Regions from separate parts of the Homo sapiens genome. Here regions 1 and 2 are each linked to region 3. A link is a loop called in an ENCODE intact Hi-C map of the cell type or tissue named here. Cell type or tissue: heart left ventricle. All regions are shown on one strand.

Region 1 (2,500 bases), 420 kb after region 3:
GATGATTTTATGGAGTTAGAGTTTAATTTATGGAGGCAGTGAATGTAGCAGCCAAAGAGTAAAAAAATGTTCTCAAGGTTTTGAGTACTATGTGACCAAGAAGATACTACTAAATCTTGCAAAAATTCACTATTCTTACATTTTTAGTTTTCAGCTTCCTCACTGCAAACTTTGAATGGATCCTTTAAAAAATCCCTCTCTAGCAGTTCAAGTGTATTTGTTATGGGCCACAGAAGTATGTTGAATAATAGAAGTCAGAAGGACGGAAGAAAGAAATAAAGGGTATAATATTGTTACAAAGTATCTCAAACAAAATGTCTTTTTAACCAGTAAATTTTAACACTATCCAAACACTCTCCCAGAGATGACAAAGTCAAAAGTTTAGAAATGCTGGTCTTAATTAGTGAAGCAATGTGAAAAAACTCAGTGATCTTGACCCCTAGCCAATAATGATACGTTGTGCACGGAATGCCACCAAACCCTTAAGATTGAAACTCTTCAACAAGGGTCTTAGACTCACAAGTCAATTAAATGTTGTTAATTAATCTTCCAATAAAATTAAATTGTTATACCAAATTCAAAGTCAAGATTTACTATAAAATATTAAGTAGTAAAATTAATATTGATCCAATATATAAAAGGCAAAGCAGCTTGTGATTGCATAATCATAGCATAAACTACGTTTATGCTAAGATTTATTTCAATGTGTTTGAAACTACAGGCTCTGAGAGAGACAGGCCTGATTTACATCCCGTTTCCACTGTTTACATGTTGTGTAACTTCGAGCAAGTTGCCATCAGTTTCATCACCTGGGTTGCCACGAAGGTTAAACAATGAATGTAAGCCCCTTAGAGCACAATGAACACAATAAATGTTAGCAGCTCTTATTAATAGTGTTGTTCGAGAGAAAAAGAACATATTGTTTTATATACAATGTATTTATTAACACTTAACGCATCTGTATTTGTCATATACACACACCAGACAGGAAAGCTCCTTATTAATCACCATGACTGCAGATCTGTTAACATCTAGAACTCTGGAGAAAACCTAGAGCCCTAATCTTGCTGCACTTATTACTGGACGTTGTTCATAAATATGATTTACATAAAATTCAGGACCCAATCATTGCGCAACAGGAGGTAGCACGGTCTGCAGAGAGGGCGGGAGCTCAGAGGAGGAAAAGTCTTCGGACTTGCAGGGGGAATTCCTCCTGGGCTAACCCGGGAGCGGGGTCCAGGCCACAACCGGCCGGCGGCGGCACAGGCTCCATGTGCGGCTCCCCCTGGAGGCGGTTGAGCCCCTCGGAGCAGGAGCGCGTAGCACACACCTCGGGCCGCCACCGCCTCCCGCCCGCCACCGCACGCGCACGCGCGGTTAGTAGTCGCTGCTGCGCGGCCGCCGGCGGGACTGGTCTGAAGAGACGCGGGGACCAAGTGGCAACGACTTGGACATCTGAGCTGTCACTGCCGAAAACAGGCCGCAAGAGAGGTGCGTGAGCAGCAGGCCGCGTTCCCGCTGTCCCGCTGCCCTTTGCGCGCAGATTGGGGTGAGGAAGCGGAGTCGTTGCTGCTTCCCCCAGGCACCCCGTTACTTTGCCGCCAGAGGGCTGAACCGGTCGGGGCCAAGTGAGGGTGGATGTTGAGTCTGGCGATGGGGCTGCAGCGAGCTAGGGTCTTGACTGGGCTCTGGCGGCCCCGTGGGTGGACGCAGGAGGTGGTGCCACCTGGGACCCTTTGTGTCTTCAGCACCGCCGCATCCACCTGCTGCGCCCGGGCTGGGGCGGACGAGCACGGGGACAGCTAGGTGCCTAGCCCGGCCGGCCTCCCCTGCGGGCTTGAGGAGCCACCGGGAGCCGAGGCCGTTATTCCAGCGGTTGCCATTGCAGCCCCGTTCCACGCTTGAGCCCGGGGCGCTCTCCCAATGGTTGTAGAGGGGGCCCGGGGCGCGTCTGGGCGCTGCTCACTCTGCTGACTGCTCCTTACAGAAACCCAAACGAGATCAAAATAGGCTCGGCTGTCTCAGTCTCCACCTATGTGGAAGCGAAGGGACCCCACTTCACGGCGGTGGGGCCAGGGACTGTTGGCCGCTCCCTCGATACCCGCGCAGAGCCCATTGTGCGCCGCCGGGGGGCGGGCGAAAGGGCTGGGTTGAATCCAGAGAGGCCCTAATTACTAGACTCATTATCGCCCCAGGCCTGTTTACCATCAATCAGACACTTTCGCTGATTTTATTTATAGCATCTGCCCAAGCAACAAAGAGGAGGTGTTTGCTTGGGAGTTAAAAGCAAATGGCAACCAAAGCTCAGGACTGGGAGAGAAAAGGTAAATAACGTGGCCACAGGAAGAAGTCTCAAATTAGAAAAGAGTTCATTAACGTATAAACTTTTTGTTGCTTAAAAGCAGGCAAAATCCCGATCTCATCTGATGATTTTGCTTGTTTTACAAATGTCGACATCACTCGAGGTAGCCCTCCTTTGGGTCATTGTAAGTTTGACCTG
Region 2 (2,500 bases), 210 kb after region 3:
TCCTGCCCGGCCTGGAAGACCCACTGGCTGGCATGGAGGTGGCCATGGAGCTGCCCCAGGCCAGGCCTCTGCCCTCCCCAGGTGCTACTGGAGTCCAGGCCTTGGAGAAGCAGGAAGCTGCCGAGAGCCTTGTCTTGGAGCAGAGCTTTCTGCACGGCATCACCCTGCTGAGCGAGATCGCAGAGCTGGAGCTGGAGAGGAGGAGCAAGAAGGTGGGAGGTGCGGAGCGGGCCCTGGTGGCTCGGCCCTCACTGGAGAGCCTGCTGGCAGCCGGCAGCCACATGCTGAGGGAGGTGCTGGATGGGCCCGTGGTGGGACCCGCTCAAGAACCTGCGGCTCCCACGGGAGCTGAAGCCCACAATAAGTACAGCTGGATGCGCAAGAAGGAGGAGCGGATGTACCCCATGAAGTCCTCCGTGGAGGACATGGACGTCCTGGAACTGGACTTCAGAATGTGGCGGGCCGAGGTCCAGCACCAGTACAAGGAGAAGCAGCATGAGCTGGTGAAGCTGCAGCGGCGCCGGGACTCCGAGGACAGGCACGAGGAGTCCCATGGAAGCTTGGCACGCAGGCCGTGGAAACAGACCCACGCCCCCGAGAGCCCTGTCGCCCGCCCGCAAGAGGGGGAAGAACTGCAACAGTAGCGGAAAGCTGAGCAGCAAATCTCTGCCGACATCAGATGACTATGAGCTGGGAGCAGGAATAAGGAAGAGACACAAAGGGCCCAAGGAGGAACACAATGCCCTTATTGGAACAGGGAAAGCCAGGGAGAGGAACCAGACTTGGGATGAACACGAGGCTTCGTCTAAGTTCATAAGTCAGCTGAAGATTAAGAAGAAGAAGATGGACAGCGACCAGGAGCAGTTGGCAAGCAAGCTCGACAAAGGCCCTCTCCCTCACCAAGCAGGACAAGTTGAAGTCACCCTTCAAGTTTTCAGACAGTGCTGGGGGGAAATCAAAAACTGGCAGGGGCTGCAGCAAGTACTTAACTCCTTATGACAGCCTGCTGGGCAAGGACAGGAAGGTGCTGGCCAAGGGCCTCCGGCCTGTCTCTGAAATCTTCCAGAGAAGGTAAACACAAAAGGGCCGCCAAAGCCAGGAAGATAGGGGTGGGGTTCAAGGCCAGAGGCCAGCCCAAGTCGGCCCATTCCGCGTTTGCCTCCGAAGTGAGCAGCTACTCTTACAATACAGACTCAGAGGAAGACGAAGAATTCCTGAAGGAGAGTGGCCCGCCCAAGGCCCCTCCGGCTAGCTCCAAACTGATGCCTTCCCTCCTGTGTGGCATGGTGGCAAAGGACAGCAAGGCAGCTGGCGGCCCCTAGCTGACCAAGAGGGCCTGGCACACACCCCCTCCTCCGCCCCCTCCCGGACTCTGAAACCTAAGCCAGCCACCAGCAGGAAGCAGTGGTTTTGTTTGCTGCTTCGAGAGGCTAAGGTGCATTCCTCCTTCAGCGACTCTTCGGAAGATTCATTTGACTAAGGTTACTATCTCCAAACACAAAATACTTTCTGTGTTTCCTAGCGAGAGAGTGCCTGCGAGTGAGCGAGAAGGAAGCGAGTGGGCGCACGGGAGAGATGGGGGGTGAGGAGGCCCGTGCGGATGGCCGCAGGAAGGCCGCCATCTGGGTTCTTGGCAGTGTAGCCTGCTGTATCGGCCAAATTATTTTTATTTTTGCTTTGATTTGTACTGTATCGTTGTGATAATATCGCCGGCTAGCTCTTTTTGAGCTGTTATATGGACTGCTTCTGAGTCTGCATTTTTCTCCACTTTCCTTCCTCTCCGCCCTCCTCCCCCTACCCCGAGTTCCTCCCCACCCCCATACTCACCTTTTCTGCCCACCCAGAGACCCCAGGCTGTGGTCAGGCTCTCTTTGGGCACGGGCCCAGTGGGGGCTTCCCGAGAAACATTTTATAAATGGAATTCTGTCATGTGGGCGTGTGACTTGATGTTTGTACTGCGATTTTGATAATACCAAACTTTATTAAACATACTGAGTTCATTTTTAACAACAACAATAAAACAAAAAGTGGAGGTGATAAAAATGGTTGCAAATTCCTGGGGAGTAGGTATTGATAAAGAGGTCAAAGGCTCACAAAGGCACTCTTTTTAAAGCCTCTGTTTTAATACACTCATGTAACTGTTTACTCAGATCAAAAGATAGAACGTGCTAGCAACCTGGAAGTGCCCCTTGTGCCCCTTTCATATCACTGTCCATCCAACCATGGTTAATAAATCTCCAGACTTCTAAAAGCGTAGATGATCTTTGATTTCTTTTGAACTTGATACAAATGGAATCTCACGGAATATGCTCTTTTGCTTCTGTTTTTTTTTGTTTTTTTTTTTTTTGCTTAGTATTATGATTGTAAGATTTAAATATATTGTTCTTTTTATTGCTGCAAAATAGTTGATTATGTGATGATATTGCCATTTCTTTATCCATTCTGTGCATGAGCATTTGAGTGGTTACTGACTTTTGGTTAATAGTGTCACTATTAATAT
Region 3 (2,500 bases):
CCAAATCACACAGCCAGTAAGTGGCAAAACTGCTCATTAATCCGTTTTCTGGCTCCTAAAAGCTGCTCTTCACCACCATGATATATTATCCTCCCTCATCTGAAAAAAGAAGCTGACAGGTTTCTGTCTTTATCTCTGTAAAATAAGATGAAAGATATTTAAATTTAAATTTAAAAAAACAAGTCTGGTGTGGTGGCTCATGCCTGTAATACCTGCACTTTGGGAAGCCCAGAGAGGAGGATTGCTTGCAGCCAGGAGTTTGAGACCAGCCTAAGCAACATAGCGAGACCCTGTCTCTACAAAATAATAATAATAATAATAATAATAATAATAATAATAATAATAATAATAAAATAAATTAGCTGGTGTGGTGGCACGCACCTGCAGTCCCAGCTACTCAGGAGGATCGCTTTAGCCCAAGAGTTTGAGGATCCAGGGAGCCATGATCACACCACTGCACTCTAGGCTGAGTCCAGAGCAAGACTCCAAAAAACAACCACAACAACAACGACAAAGCACCTTTGCAGTAGAGAAATATAATAAACACTATCTCAGTCAGGTTGTCAAAATTAACATCAACAATGATGCATACATAAGTATGTAGCCTTGATATGATGTGATGAGAATGTTACTGGGGTTTTCCTCCCAAAAACCCATAACACAATCCTGGTAGAACCATGATAAAAACACCAGACAACTCCACACCGAGGAACATTCTACAAAATACATGACCAGTATTCCTCAAAAACTGCTAAGGTCATCAAAAACAAGGCAAGTCACAGAAACTGTCAGAGACCAGAGGATCCCAATGAGACAAGGTAATTAAATGTAATGTGATGTCCTCAATGAAATCCTGGAACAGAAAAAGGACATTAGGGGAAAAGTTACAATGATAGTGAAATCTGAGTAAACTCTGGAGTTTAGTTAATGGTAATGTACCAATGTTGATTCCTTAGTTATGACAAATGTACCATGGTAATGCCAGGTGTTAGCAACAGGAAAAACTGAGTGATGGAAATACAGGAACTCTCTGTACTGTCTTTGTAAGTTTTCTGTAAATTTAGAACCATTCTAACAGGAGTTTTTTTTTTAAGGAGATACTATTATCAAATATAACAACCTATTGAATTATTAGAAGCAAAGAATTCATCTCTGATGACACTGTGGAGTGTCCTCCGTTGGAAATTTTAGGAATAAAACAGAAAGCTCAGTACCCTGAAGAATTTAAATGTTAGTCTTCTTGAAACATAACACTGAACCAAATTATTTCTTGACATCAATTATATTTTAAGACTATACATTTGTGATTTTTATTAATTGTTACAATGACTCTTCAACACTGAGTAACTGGAAAATTTGCCAAATGAAAAGTTAATCTTTTGTAATTATATGTCAGAGTTATCACAAAAATAATGAGTAGGTGTCTCAGCTACGGCACAGTAATTACATTAAACATTGGCTGGGTAAAGAACCAAACGTTACAGAACGCTTGCTGTTTGTGTTGGTATTTATGTAGTTGAGCTGTTTCTCCCAGTAGGGGGCTCTGTTGACCATCAAATGGAAAAGATGCCCTGGCGTTAGGGAACAGAGTTTTTTGGATTCTACTTTGATTAGCGTTTGTAGGGGTAACTTTGAGGAAGAAAAACCTTTCACAAATCTTCTCCAGTTAGAAAGGAAGATTAGACAACACCAACTAATGTGGTTGGGGGTAGAGGATGTTTCAGAGAAGAAAGAAGGTATATTGGACCATACCAGAAAACAGAGACCTTCAGAATGCTCTTAGGCCTAGATATTGCTGAAACCATATATGCTCAAATGAAAAGCAGGTTTGAAGTGATAAAACTAGAAATGCCATATCCCACTTTCAGGATATGTGTTCCTGAAAGGTAATATTGGAGAAATGTCCTTCTTATACATTTTTTAATTGAGATAAGGTCTTGCTTTGTTGTTCAGGCTGGTCTTGAACTCCTGGCCTCAAGCAATCCTACCTTGGCCTGCCAAAGCACTGGGATTACAGGTGTGGTCCATCACACCTGGCCAAAGAAATATTCTTGAAGTATCACTTACATACTCATTGATTGACCACTAATGCCCTATTCCACATAGCATTTCACAAGATAGCTCATGCATTTAATTCTTTATCTAAATGCAGGAGCAAGAGCAGCCTCTACACACACACACACACACACACACACACACCCACACCCACACACACACATACACATTGACCCAATAAAAAATTTTAATGATCTCCCATTTCTATAAGCCCAAGTACAGAAGAGAATTCTTGATTGGTTTCTAAGTCCTGCTCTACCTAGCCTCTGACAACATCTCCAGAATTATCTTAAACCACTTTCCCACTCACTCTGTGTGTTCCAGCCCCACTGGCTTTAACATCTTCTATTTCTAACATGCAGAGCACCATCCACTACAGGGCCTTTGCACAGGTTTTCCACACAGCCTTATTGGTCTTATCCTATTCACCTCCTTCTATTTAATG

Evidence for each region. Hi-C counts contacts between places; a loop is a spot of excess contacts. Peaks named below come from ENCODE experiments on the same cell type or tissue, not always from the same donor. Only the 100,000 strongest peaks of a DNase experiment are listed, where the experiment ranks them.
Region 1: a loop joins it to region 3, with 6 times the contacts of the local background. A loop is called at or near these places in 9 of 110 quality-filtered maps.
Region 2: a loop joins it to region 3, with 5 times the contacts of the local background. A loop is called at or near these places in 31 of 110 quality-filtered maps.

What each region holds. Positions count from the first base shown.
Region 1 is chr4:140,426,528-140,429,027 of GRCh38, reverse strand. CLGN (calmegin) reads left to right here and starts at 1,380. Exons shown (of 15, transcript NM_004362.3): 1 at 1,380-1,491. RefSeq lists an enhancer at 2,174-2,223. In heart left ventricle, CTCF peaks have their summits at 1,289 (motif pointing left) and 2,153 (motif pointing right); DNase peaks (open chromatin) are centred at 1,337 and 2,107; H3K4me3 peaks cover 1,688 bases; H3K27ac peaks cover 1,363 bases; H3K27me3 peaks cover 598 bases.
Region 2 is chr4:140,640,938-140,643,437 of GRCh38, reverse strand. All of the region lies in intron 13 of TBC1D9 (TBC1 domain family member 9), which reads left to right. It also overlaps the pseudogene TNRC18P1. Among named protein-coding and RNA genes, the nearest start is that of TBC1D9-AS1, 70 kb to the left of the region's middle. In heart left ventricle, a CTCF peak has its summit at 1,310; DNase peaks (open chromatin) are centred at 537, 1,187 and 1,566; H3K4me3 peaks cover 1,293 bases; H3K27ac peaks cover 1,263 bases.
Region 3 is chr4:140,850,261-140,852,760 of GRCh38, reverse strand. No RefSeq gene overlaps it. Among named protein-coding and RNA genes, the nearest start is that of TBC1D9, 95 kb to the right of the region's middle. In heart left ventricle, a CTCF peak has its summit at 1,539 (motif pointing right); no DNase peak of the experiment used is centred here.